Regions from separate parts of the Homo sapiens genome. Here regions 2, 3 and 4 are each linked to region 1. Evidence: chromatin contacts called from ENCODE Hi-C or POLR2A ChIA-PET data. All regions are on one chromosome and are shown on one strand. The core of a region is the stretch at or near the end of the contact, and the rest is flanking DNA. Distances in the headings are between cores, read along the strand shown.

What was found. Hi-C counts contacts between places; a loop is a spot of excess contacts on that map. ChIA-PET counts read pairs that join two places held with the same protein, here RNA polymerase II (POLR2A). Pooled maps may share reads with other maps.
Region 2: a loop to region 1 is called in a map of PC-9, with 25 times the contacts of the local background. The contact joins two enhancer-like sites. A Hi-C loop is called at or near these places in 3 of 168 maps with a recorded cell type or tissue (MCF 10A, PC-9 and chondrocyte) and 6 of 50 pooled maps.
Region 3: a map of IMR-90 shows a loop between it and region 1 (4-fold over the local background). The contact joins the promoter of KCNE4 here to the enhancer-like site in region 1. A Hi-C loop is called at or near these places in 2 of 168 maps with a recorded cell type or tissue (IMR-90 and chondrocyte) and 2 of 50 pooled maps. POLR2A ChIA-PET finds 5 or more read pairs at or near these places in 2 of 52 experiments (A673 and AG04450).
Region 4: a loop to region 1 is called in a map of mammary epithelial cell, with 4 times the contacts of the local background. The contact joins two enhancer-like sites. A Hi-C loop is called at or near these places in 2 of 168 maps with a recorded cell type or tissue (PC-9 and mammary epithelial cell) and 1 of 50 pooled maps.

What each region holds. Positions count from the first base shown.
Region 1 is chr2:223,796,275-223,799,416 of GRCh38, forward strand. The region is part of intron 1 of AP1S3 (adaptor related protein complex 1 subunit sigma 3); the gene reads right to left. Among named protein-coding and RNA genes, the nearest start is that of AP1S3, 40 kb to the right of the region's middle. RefSeq lists an enhancer at 1,798-1,847. Within about 2 kb of position 1,642, at least 7 of the 41 ENCODE cell types and tissues checked have a DNase peak (open chromatin) inside an H3K27ac peak, as active enhancers do; they include mammary epithelial cell, where a contact is called at or near this core.
Region 2 is chr2:223,098,813-223,101,866 of GRCh38, forward strand. All of the region lies in intron 1 of LOC124907986 (a long non-coding RNA gene), which reads left to right. Among named protein-coding and RNA genes, the nearest start is that of KCNE4, 48 kb to the left of the region's middle. Within about 2 kb of position 1,404, at least 6 of the 41 ENCODE cell types and tissues checked have a DNase peak (open chromatin) inside an H3K27ac peak, as active enhancers do.
Region 3 is chr2:223,050,601-223,053,515 of GRCh38, forward strand. KCNE4 (potassium voltage-gated channel subfamily E regulatory subunit 4) reads left to right here and starts at 1,590. Exons shown (of 2, transcript NM_080671.4): 1 at 1,590-1,674; 2 at 2,208-2,915. The coding sequence starts at 2,231. The coding sequence ends at 2,743. RefSeq lists an enhancer at 1,898-2,445.
Region 4 is chr2:223,261,717-223,264,699 of GRCh38, forward strand. No RefSeq gene overlaps it. Among named protein-coding and RNA genes, the nearest start is that of KCNE4, 210 kb to the left of the region's middle. Within about 2 kb of position 1,420, at least 3 of the 41 ENCODE cell types and tissues checked have a DNase peak (open chromatin) inside an H3K27ac peak, as active enhancers do; they include mammary epithelial cell, where a contact is called at or near this core.

The sequences.
Region 1 (3,142 bases), core at 392-2,891:
CCATTCAGAATCATCCCATTACTACCCCATTATTTATTTCACTAACAGTTTCCATGTTCTGATGGGAAGAGCCTCTGACAGCCATTTCACAGGTACCCCAGAAGGACATTCTTGGGAAACAACAAACTATTTGCTGTCTAGCTGACTTACTTACCTTGTCTCCTTAATCGCCTGGTCTCATCAGTCACCTTTCCATTATTATTATTTAAATAATAAGTTTATCCCAGAAACAGCAGGGATATACTTAGAGATGAGTAATCTGGAGTTCCTTTCTTTTTCTCTTGACCACTGACCAATGGTCTTCTGATCATGTATTTATTCAAGTTCCCTGTAAGGTGTTTACTTCAGGGTTCCCCATTTTTTCACTTATGGGTGTGTATTCTTCTAGCATCCTTTTTCTTTTCTCGAGATGGAGTTTCATTCTTGTCACCTAGGCTAGAGTGCAGTGGCGCAATCTCAGCTCACTGCATCCTCCACGTCCTAGGTTCAAGCGATTCTCCCGCCTCAGCCTCCCAAGCAGCTGGGATTACAGGTGCCCGCCACTGCGCCCAGCTAATTTTTGTAGTTTTAGTAGAAACTGGGCTTCACCACGTTGGCCAGGCTGATCTTGAACTCCTGACCTCAGGTGATCCACCGACCTCGGCCTCCCAAAGTGCTGGGATTACAGGCATGAGCCACGGCGCCTGGCCCTCTAACGACTTTTTCTATCATTGAGTGGCAGCAGCAGAATTTTGAATTTTGAGTTTTCACCTTCCCTGCTGATTCCTTAATTGTACTGCATTACTCCTCTAAGGTGAATCACTTTCACTCTTTTCCCACCAGTTTCTACGCACAGTCATAGCACCAGTTAGTGGGGATCGGAAGGCAGGTGTGGCCTGAACCAACTTCCCTCGTCTCTCTCTCCAGACCTCATGTCTTCATATCCAAATGCCTTTCACAGGCTTGGCAGAGGCAGGTAACATATTAAATAAGGGTAAAGATCAGCATCATACAATAGGGGGTGGAGGAGAGAGCAGCAACTATGAATCACAAGCTCCAACGAAAGCCGCAGCCACAGCTCTGCCATAGTCAAGTGTGGCCAAGAAAAACATGTCAATCACTGTTGCTAAGTCTTCAGATTTTTTTCCCAAAAGCCTGAAATCTGGATGATTAGGTGAAATATTGGAGTTGTCTTAACGTTGTCAATTAATAATAATAAAACCTTGTTCAGGCTGACACAGCTCACGCCTGTAATCCCAGCACTTTGGGAGGCTGAGGCAGGTGGGTCACCTGAGATCAGGAGTTCGAGACCAGCCTGGCCAACATGGCACAACCCCGTTTCTACTAAAAATACAAAAATTAGCCGGCCATGGTTATAGGCAGGTGCCTACAATCTCAACTACCTGGGAGGCTGAGGCAGAAGAATCACTTGAACCCGGGGGGCAGGGGTTGCAGTGAGCTGAGATCGTACCTCTTCACTCCAGCCTGGGCCAAAGAGCAAAACTCCGTCTCAAAAAAATAAATAAAATAAAATAAAATAAAACCTTGTTCAAGCTAAACAAAGCACACTGTGTGTGGATGTGGTCTGCAAGCTCTGTTTGGCTGCAGGCCTCATTTGAGGCTGCTGAATCAGATGATAGCTGGAGTCCCTCATCGCACTAACACTCTACAGCTTTGCTTGGCTCAAGAGATTTCTCCTTTCTGTGGCTTCTGAGACTACCTATTTGAGGAAGTGGTCCTCTGACCCAAGAACCTCGCTTCTATATCTCAGCCGAATATTACTGTCAAATCTATTCTGAGGTCAAAGTCTCTCATTTACATATATACATCAAATGTCATAGGTTTTTTTTCCCCTCAAGATTGCCAGCTCAGGTTTCCATGATAAATGAGAGGAAAATTTACATAAAAAATTTAAATCTCCACAATCTCAGAATGTCATTTTTGGCCTGCTGTCAATCTCAGAATCTCAGGTAGGCCTGTCATGTCAGCCTTTTTCCTGAAATAAAATGTTGAAAAGACACTGGCCAACATATTTCAATTATTTTCCTAATCCTTGCACACCATCTGGTGGCAGAACTAGCTACTGTGAAATGTTCAGGGAAAGGCAAATTAAGTGGATCTGAGGGGGCAGAACAGAGCTAGGAAGAACAGGATAAGAGGAACAACAATAAGGGGAAAAAAATGGAATAACACAGAAACAAACTGTTGACATGTATTAAGTCCATGCCAGCTACAAGTAACCTGCAGAATAAAAGGTTAACTGCTATGAATTATTAAGTAGCCACTTACGTGAAATGTGAACATTCTCTCTATAAAGACAATTCCTCATAAAATTGTCTGTCTGTTATCCATCCACCTGTATGGCACAGTAAAATTTAATGGAAGAAAAGAAGGAAGGAAGGATAGACAGGTAGTTACACTGAAAGGACAGAATAATCCACTTGCTATGAATTGAATTGTGTCCCCTAAATTCATATGTTACAGTCCTAACCCCCCAGTACTTCAGAATTCAACTTTATTTGGACATAGATGTTGCAGCTGGGTGCAGTGGCTCATGCCTATAATCCTAGCACTTTGGGAGGCCAAGGTGGGCAGATCACCTGAGGTCCGGAGTTTGAGACCAGCCTGGCCAACGTGGTGCAGCCCCATCTCTACTAAAAATACAAAAATTAGCTGGGTGTGGTAGCTGGTACCTGTAATCTCACCTACTCAGGAGGCTGAGACAGGAGAATCACTTGAACCCAGGAGGCGGAGGTTGCATGGAGCGAGATTGCGCCACTGCACTCCAGCCTGGGCAACAAGAGTGAAACTCCATTTCAAAATAAAAAGAGAGAGAGGGAGATAAGAAATAGACATTGCAGATGTAACTTGTTAAGATGAGGTCATACTAGAGTAGGGTGGGCCCCTAGTTCATTGTCACTGGTGGACTCATATAAAAGGGAAATTCGGGCCTAGACACACACACACACACACACACACACACACACACACACACACAAACACCACATGAAGGTGAAGGCAGAGATTGGGGTAATGCAACTGAAGCAAAGGTGCACCAAAGACTGCCCTTAAACCACCGCAAGCCAGGAGAAAGGCAAGCAACCCATTCTCTCTTGAGAGTTCCTAGAAGAAACCATTCTTGCCAGGCTTCTAGCCTCCAGAA
Region 2 (3,054 bases), core at 154-2,653, 700 kb before region 1:
AAGTTATTTCTACTCTACAGCAGTTAACAATAACAACTACATACAAAAGTGACTATAAAGTACATGCATATATTATTGCTAAACCGAAACCAGTGTATTACTAAATCTATTTTTCCTTAGCCAAATCCCAAAATTTCTTTGGCTACTCCAGTGCTATCCAATGTGAAGGGAAGTGTGACAGAGGAAACATTGGAGTGGAGAGGAAATAATCAATGGTATTAACACATTGGGGTTAAATTAGCTTACCTCTGCAAATGTTACAACAATCTACCACCATGTGAATACATTGCTAGATCCTCCCTGCATGAGTGGGTGAGGGGCTCCGAAGCTTAATTAAGCCCCATAGTTTCCCTGAGTCTGTGCCTGAACTAGGCCCAACAGGGGTCTCAATGACTGAGTTCATCGGCCTCTCCTGTGATTCTTGGTGTCTGGGTTGGGCTGGCCATTGGGTAGTTTGAAACAAGGCTGCTAATCTTTAAGTTTTTCAAATTAAGTTTTTTGTTTGTTTATTTTGAACTCACAAAAATTAAAGAATGTGGCAGAGGCATATGAAATGGTATGAGAGGTTTGCTGTAAAACCCTTTGCTTTCATTTGGACTTTGGAATAAGGGGGTTTCATTAGAGAGCCCTTTTTAGGGAGCTTATCTTCAGAAGAAACTAGGACACTGATGAGGAGGCAGTTTTACCTGTAAGGTGGTTCAGCTTTTTGAACTCCAAGGACAATGCCATTCAAGAGCTTGACAAAGCAGTGGGCAAACTCCTTGTGCACTTCTCCCGTGACTCTCTTCTTCCTTCCCTGGGATAAGGCATGGTTTATCTGGCTGCTGGGATGGGAAAAGGCGATCATGCCATCCATCATGCTCAGACCTTTGGATTCTTTCCTTCAGAGCCACCTGCCCACTTGCCTCCTCTTATCCCTTCTCCTTACAGAAAGTTCACCAAGGCAGATCTGTGCCTTACAGGGTGAGAGCAAGGGCAGCCAAGTCCCCAGCTGTCCCGCCCCTCCCTGGGTCAGGAGGCTTAGCTAGGTGGAGGATGAGGAGAAGGGACTTTCTTTTGCCTTTGGGCTTAAGCTATGACATCAAATCCTGCTTTATCAATGATAAAGCCAAAACTTGGACTATGATCTTATTCTTCTTTCTACCTCTCAATTGGTTCAGATCTTGTAGGGTTGAGAAATGTGGTGAAATGAAAGCTTAAACACACGAAACTTACATTTATCTACATGTGTAATGTTCCAGACACATCGTCTTGTGAAATGCCCTCGAGAGCCTTCTAGGCACATTTAGGTGCATCACCGGCATAAGCACCCGCTCTGGCTCTGGACACACAGTGACCACAGCACTAGTCTACAGAGAGGAACATTTTTTTTCATTTCAGTACTGTACATTCCTCCAAGAGTTTTTGAAGCAGCTGGCCTCACGCCCAGTAGTTCTGGGGGAATCATTTGGCCACTCAGTCCCAGTCTCCCTCCCAAACATGTGGCAGTCAAGGAGAATATTCCTTTTATGATCTCAAGTCAGCTTAGAGTAAAACCAGTCCAGTTTGTAACAGAGGAGGCTGTGGACATAGCAAATAAATCACCAGTAGAGCAGAGAGGTGGCTCCACCTCCCCATGCCCTGGTAAGCTCCTGGCTATGCTTCCTAACTGGGAAGGAGATAGCAGACCAGCTAAGCACTGGAGCATCTGCCTCAGGTGACTTCCCCACCCCCACTCCCAATCCAGCTTGGTGTAGGATTTTCACATTCTCTCCTCTTTATTTCTTTTTCCTCCCCCTAGTCTCATTTGCTTTGGGAAAGACATTTATAAATACAGCTGGGAGCCTCATTTTGCCAATGAATTTTACTTGCCTGAGAAGAAAGCAAAGTCTAAAGTTAGCTTCTGAATCTTGCAATGACAAATTGGTTATTGATACCAACACCATGTTGGTATTGGTGGAATACCATGAGGACACTGGACCGATGCCAGTGACACAGATCGGGCAGGCGAGCTCTTGTTGCTCTGGTCAAGCTGCTGGCTCTGCCCCAGATGTGCCACTATCATCACATTTGAGTGGCATCTCCTTGGCTTGTGAAAGATTCATCCTCTGTGCATCAACAGACTGGTATTCCCAGAAGAGGAAACCAGATTTCGGTTCATGATGTGGTAGAAAGAGCACTAGTCCAAACTCAGCGGGCCTGTTTCTAGTTCTGACCTTGTCACTTGCTGAAAAGCTTCAGTTAAGTCACTTTTCAACAGTGCCTCAGTTTCCCTTATCTATATAATGAGCAATCAGAGCAAGTGCATCTCTATTTCCTTTCCAGCCCTCACTGTCTAGAGTTTATCAGTGCTCTAGCTTATAAAGTGGAAGGAAACAGAACTTACTGGGCAGTTTCTTCATGCTGGGCCTTGAAGCAGAGACTTGATACTGTTCTCATTTAATCTTCAGAAAGTATTATTCCAGTTTTACAGAGGCAGTAACTGAGGCTCAGCGAGATTAAGAGACTTGTGCAATATCACACAACTGATCTACTGGTGAGCACACATTTTGTTACAAGTGTCAGGAAATCCAGCTTAACCTGGGTTAAGCAAAAAAGAGAACAAGGAGTTTGAAGATGTGACCAGGAACTGGCTTCTTCTCTCCACCTATCAGCTCTGTTTCCTTTGTGCTGGTTTCATTGTCAGATTTCCAGTGCTAACCATGTGGCTGCAGCAACTCCAGCCCTCACATCACCTGGGGCTGACCAACTGCTCTAGTTTGCCCAGGAGTTAGGGGGTTCCCCAGACATGGGACTTTCAGTTTTAAAGCCAACAAAGTCCCAGTCAAACTGTGACAAGTTGGTCTCCAGCATCAGCTACAGATTCAAATCCAGCAGGAAATAGCATGCTTTTTCGAGTAGCTCTTGCAAAATATTCTGACTTGCTCAGACCTGACTGCTTTATACCAGGATCTCTCCCAGAAACAGTCCCTGTGGCCGGTTCGATGCAGGTGTGCTGATTGGCTTAGGCTTGGGGAGAGCCCTGCCCAGACCATATGCTTGGTGGGGGAGGGGAAGAGCCCTAAAAGAAAGCAG
Region 3 (2,915 bases), core at 340-2,839, 750 kb before region 1:
GTTCTAGTGTCCCAGACATTCCAGTGTAGGCTTAGATATAGATGGAAGTGTTCTAGTGTTTATGATGGACACCTGTTGAAAAGACCAAGTCTACCATGGCTGAGGTAGCTATGGAGGGTTTTACGTATTAACACAATGGTGAGGGTATCTTTACTGGTGTGAGCACAGTTCCACTGTATGGATGATCGTGATGCTGGAGTGGTCGATGGTTGGTACCTCCAGTGCCAGCTGGGGATTTATGGATGAACACAGGTGAGTAGTCAAGTGGGAAAAATGGCAGCATTCAGTTCATCTTCCTATTCTTCCTCCAGGTGTCTTCTTAGAATCAGGATCAGGTGCAAACCCAGGGGGGTTCCTGTAGCAGCAGTGAAAATTCCAGTGCCTAAGCTATATATGTTCAAGCAGGTCAGGTGGATGTCGCATGCGTCAGTTTGACTACAGCAGAACCATGAGAGATGTTTCCTTTAGAGTTGGCCCACAAGACAGTCTGGCTGCAATCCACAGGCCACAGACAACTGGAGGGAGTGGATCTCTCCCAGTTTCCTTCCACTTAGCATGAAAGCCTCAGAATAAGCAGCCCAGGGAGCAGAGAGACTGACATTAAAGCCTGCAATTCCTCTTCCAATTTTGATCACAGCAGCCATTTAAACACAGGGTCTACCGAGGTTTAAAAAACTTGAACTGTGCTTAGTTGCACTCTGAAATAGTCCTGCTCCTCCCCTGACCTACGAGAGACAGCAAAGAGACGTGTCAATAGCCTCCGCATGAGGCTTCAGAGGAGCAGCTGTGTATGGCAGGACGGAACAAAACCTGCCCATAGTATCTTTTACGACAACATGTTTCCACTTAATGCAGACCACTGAAAAGAATGTGGGAGCTTTTAAAAAAAAATTATTATAAACATAGGTTTGTGACCTTGATGTGGAAGGCAGCTAGAATCTCTGCTTTTAGAGGGCTAAGCAACACCAGGCAGCCTTCAATCTTAGAAGGGTTAAGCTGAAAGGGTCTCAAAAGGTCACGTGGTTTATATAATCCTACCTGCAGAAGACCCCCCCCCCCGCCAGGCACAACGATTTTACAGACGAGGAATGTGAGGTGCGGAGAGGTTAAGGAAGGATTTATCTTATTTGCATAAGGAGTGGAAGAACTGAAACCGAAGCCCCAGTTCCTTGACTGTAAATCCCGCACTTGCTTCCAACTGTCTTTCATCCAGATTATGGGATTCAGCTGCCTCTGAAAACCTGTAGCCCAATAATGGTTATTCCCCAGGAGCCGCGCGAAGCATGAGCTAATTTTCAGTGAGCGCGGACTTTGGGGTAACGGTTCCAGCACAGCACATCCCTTTCTCCTCTTTTCACTCATCGTCACCGCTACCTGAAAACCCTGGCCGGGTGCTGGGGCTTGAGGAGCAGTTCCCACTTCCCAGTCTTTTTCACTTTTCACAGCTGCAAAGTTCAGGGAGTTGAACTGCAGTGCTTTCAGTTCACTGCTCACTCTGCCACGATCAATCTCTGTTGTAAATTTTCCTCCCAGAGCACGTGACGATGCACTTCTTGACTATATATCCCAACTGCAGCAGCGGAGTTGTCAGAGCGCAGAGCCGGACAGAGCAGAAGAACCCTCTTGGACTGGACGATTTGGGAATTCAAAACTTGGGACAAACTGTCAGCCTTGGTAAGTCAGCAAGGCTACACTTTGCTTTCAGAAACATTTGAAAGAGGGACATTTTTGCCAATTAATAGATGAATTTTTTTCCTTTATTTTCTTCCTGCTTTTCTTTGTTCTAAGGAAACATTGTTTTGAATTTAAAATAGTTTGGTTTTGGAAACACAATGTAAACTTTGTTTCTGCTCAGTTAAAATACGTTTCCCAGTTTTAAAGATACTATTTACTGTATGCTCCTGTCTTACATTGATTTTTTTTTTAATCAAAGTAATACTGCTCACTACAAACAGGACAAATGTGTACACTAAAAAAAAAAAAAAAAGTCCTTCTTACTTTTCCCAGTGAACCTTCCCGGGCTTCTCTCCCGTGCACTCCAAGCCCTCATAGCTCACTCTTGTCAGCTGTTTGGCGAACCCTCTTATGCTATTTCTTTCATGCACTTTTAAGCTTTTTTGGTATTGCAGTTCCACAAACCTCGTGCTCCCCCACCTCCCTGTGCCCAGGACCTGGGGGAGAGTTCTAACCTGCGGCTTTTTCCCCAGCCCCTGCTGTGGAGGCAGCCTCAATGCTGAAAATGGAGCCTCTGAACAGCACGCACCCCGGCACCGCCGCCTCCAGCAGCCCCCTGGAGTCCCGTGCGGCCGGCGGCGGCAGCGGCAATGGCAACGAGTACTTCTACATTCTGGTTGTCATGTCCTTCTACGGCATTTTCTTGATCGGAATCATGCTGGGCTACATGAAATCCAAGAGGCGGGAGAAGAAGTCCAGCCTCCTGCTGCTGTACAAAGACGAGGAGCGGCTCTGGGGGGAGGCCATGAAGCCGCTGCCTGTGGTGTCGGGCCTGAGGTCGGTGCAGGTGCCCCTGATGCTGAACATGCTGCAGGAGAGCGTGGCGCCCGCGCTGTCCTGCACCCTCTGTTCCATGGAAGGGGACAGCGTGAGCTCCGAGTCCTCCTCCCCGGACGTGCACCTCACCATTCAGGAGGAGGGGGCAGACGATGAGCTGGAGGAGACCTCGGAGACGCCCCTCAACGAGAGCAGCGAAGGGTCCTCGGAGAACATCCATCAGAATTCCTAGCACCCCCGGGACCCCTGCCGGTGGCTCCATCAGCCAGCAACCTTAGAGAGAGGAAAGACAGTTTTCAAGTGTCTGGTTTCACTTTCACAGTGCGGCTGCCACTTTGAAGAGACCCTTGGTAAACCCCTGATTCGGGGTGGGGTGGGGGACTAGGCTCAGCCGGAACCAGCAC
Region 4 (2,983 bases), core at 170-2,669, 530 kb before region 1:
CTCCTCTTTCCAGACCTCATGATGCCTACACAGAGCTCAGTTATGCCTATTCTTTCATTTGCTATTCTAACCTCATGACGAGGGGTCTTAAAGAGAGGTGAGGAGGTAAAAATGAAAAGAATGGAATAATCCTAATACTATGGTTTGGGGGCCCTCTTCTGGGTGGACTGTGGGGATTTCAGGAGCCTAGATTGCTGCTGAAAGAAGTGCCCAGGAAAAACCATTCATCTACCTGCTGAGATCTCCCTTCCTGCCTGTCCAGCATTCTTAGTAGCAGATGGGACAGCCTCAGCACTATTATTAATAGTGAGAACTATTATTTTCACTATGAGACCTGCCTGCTCTGGATACAGCTTAGCAATTTTCAAATTCTCTCTCCCACAATCTAGTGTTACAACCTCCTACCTCTTTTCACCAGGAACCACGTCCTGCAGGGGTCAGTGAGGACAAATTAACTTTGCATTCGAGTGGCCTAGAGCCTTCTCCATGGTTCCATTCTCTTAAACACTGGGGTATGCTGTGCCCTTTCTTGAACTCTCCCTTTAGTGATTCAATTCAATTCAATTCAATTCAATTCAATTCAATTCAATTCAATTCAATTCAATTCAATTCAATTCAATTTGATTCGATTCAATTCAATTCAAAATGTTTACTGAGCACCTACTCTATGTTGGCTTAGTTTTAGGTATCTTGAATATATTTGAGAATAAAGCAAAAAACAAAGACAAAACCCAAAAAATCTTGCCTAAGCAAAAGCAGCGTATTTTCATGTATTTATTTACTTTTTTTTTTTGAGACAGTGTCTTGCTCTGTTGTCCAGGCTGGAGTGCAGTGGCATGATCTTACTTCACTGTAACCTCCGTCTCCCGGGTTCCAGCAATTCTCCTGCCTAAGCCTCCCAGGTAGCTGGGATTATAGGCATGTGACACCACGCCTGGCTAATTTTTGTATTTTTAGTAGAGACAGGGCTTCACGATGTTGGCCAGGCTGGTCTCGAACTCCTCACCCTCCTCGGCCTCACAAAATGCTGGGATTACAGACATGAGCCACCGCGCTCAGCCAAGCAGCTTACTTTCTAGTGAAATGTCTAGATAATAGATATACTCAACAACTTCAGCAAATAGAAAGGGTAAGAGTGATAGAGAATTAGTAACATTAGACAGTTTGAAATATTAAATAGGGCGCTTCAGATAAGTCTCTCTGAGAAGAAAGAATAGAGCAAATAGTTTATAGCAGTTGGACAGACAGGCATGTGGTTTCCTGGGGCAAGAGTGGTTCTGATGCTGTGGAGGCCCTAAGATGTCCTGTGTCTGGTATTTTTGAGAACAAAAAGGAGACGTGCCTGCCGGGAACAGAGGAAGTGAAAGAGAAGGTGGTGAGTGATGAAGTCAAAGAAAGGAGCAAAGCGGCAGACACGACATGTTCTCACAGGTGATTTATTCCTGGTATTTACTCTAATGAAACGCAGAGCCAGTGCAGGGTTCAGAAAGGGGAGCGTGACATGCACTAATTCACATTCTAAAAGGATGACTCAGGAAGGCATCCCTCTGTGCTGTCTGCCCTGGTCTCTGAAGAAGCCTGTTTTACTACCTTGTCCACCAGGGCTGCAGGTAGATGTCCATGGGCCCCGCCCGCAGTCTTGACCACCTGGGTCTCTTGTCCTCAAATGATGGACATGTCCACCTCCACCAGGCCCTCACAGCCACCACCTTTGCATTCTTCAAGGTGTCTGTTTCTCACTAAGTCTCAACCCAACCATGTCCATCGCCAGGCTCCTTATTTGTCTTGGGCATGGCGTCTTTATTGCTGCTCACCCCACAGCTCCCAAAGGTCCCCATCTCCCTTTCATCTACCTGCATTTTTCCCCACACCTTCCAGGTGAGGCTCATGCTTCATCTCCAAACACCTAAGGCCACAAACCACATTGAATTTTTTCCAGATTGCTTACACATTTTAATGAGACCTCCTTAGCTCAATTGTAAGTTTCCCTGATCCCAGCATATAATATGCCCCACACTGCCATCTTTGTCCATCAGTATTTATGTGTCTCAGGTGCTGTGCTACACACTACAGATAAAAGGTGAGAAAAAAACCACACAGACACTCTGCTCAAAGGGTTACTGCCTATATTAATTATTTATTGCTGTGTAACAGGTCACCACAGACAGTGGGTTTTTTAAAAATTTATTATTTCATGGTTTCTGTGCGTCAGGAATTTCAGCATGGCTTAGCTATGTCCTCAGCTTATTAACCTTCTGTCCATTTCCATTTTTCCATATAAGACCTTATGAAACAATTACATATAACTTTTTAACAAAATGTCTGTGAAACATATTATCTCTAATTTTCTTGAATGACAAATTGATTTTCTTGACAAGAAAGTGGGATTAATTCTTGTCTCATGCCATTGGTAAGGAGAAAAAAGTTTAACATCACATTGTCTTTGATAGAAATATTAACTGATACTCTCACGAATGATCCTTGGACATACAGATATGAATTAGATACATGCCCTAATAAACATATGTGTAGAAAATAAAAATGTTAAGATAAAGGCCCATGCTAGTAAAAGATCTTATATATGAAACACTAACTTGATTACATTTCAGATAGTGTAAAAGGCCAATCCACAGTCCATATAAACTTACAGGTTGAGTTTTATTTGATTATTGAAGTTGTAGGACCAACAGAAAGAGAGTTCTAAATTTTGTGTTTATTGACTTTAGCAAGTCCCTGGGTCTGTTACACCTACTGTTTAGTTCCCAGTCAAGTATAAGGTCCAATATTTTAAAATTCAATATTTGAAATATTGAAAATATTTGTTTGTGTACACACACAGACACACATGCATACCCATACACACAAAAGATAGCATACATTGGACCCATTTGATCACATTCTTTTATGGGGATTGAGTTTATCAATCTTAGCACAACCCAACACAACTGGCTGGGTTCAGGCCTCCTGAGTAGTTTCCCTGAGC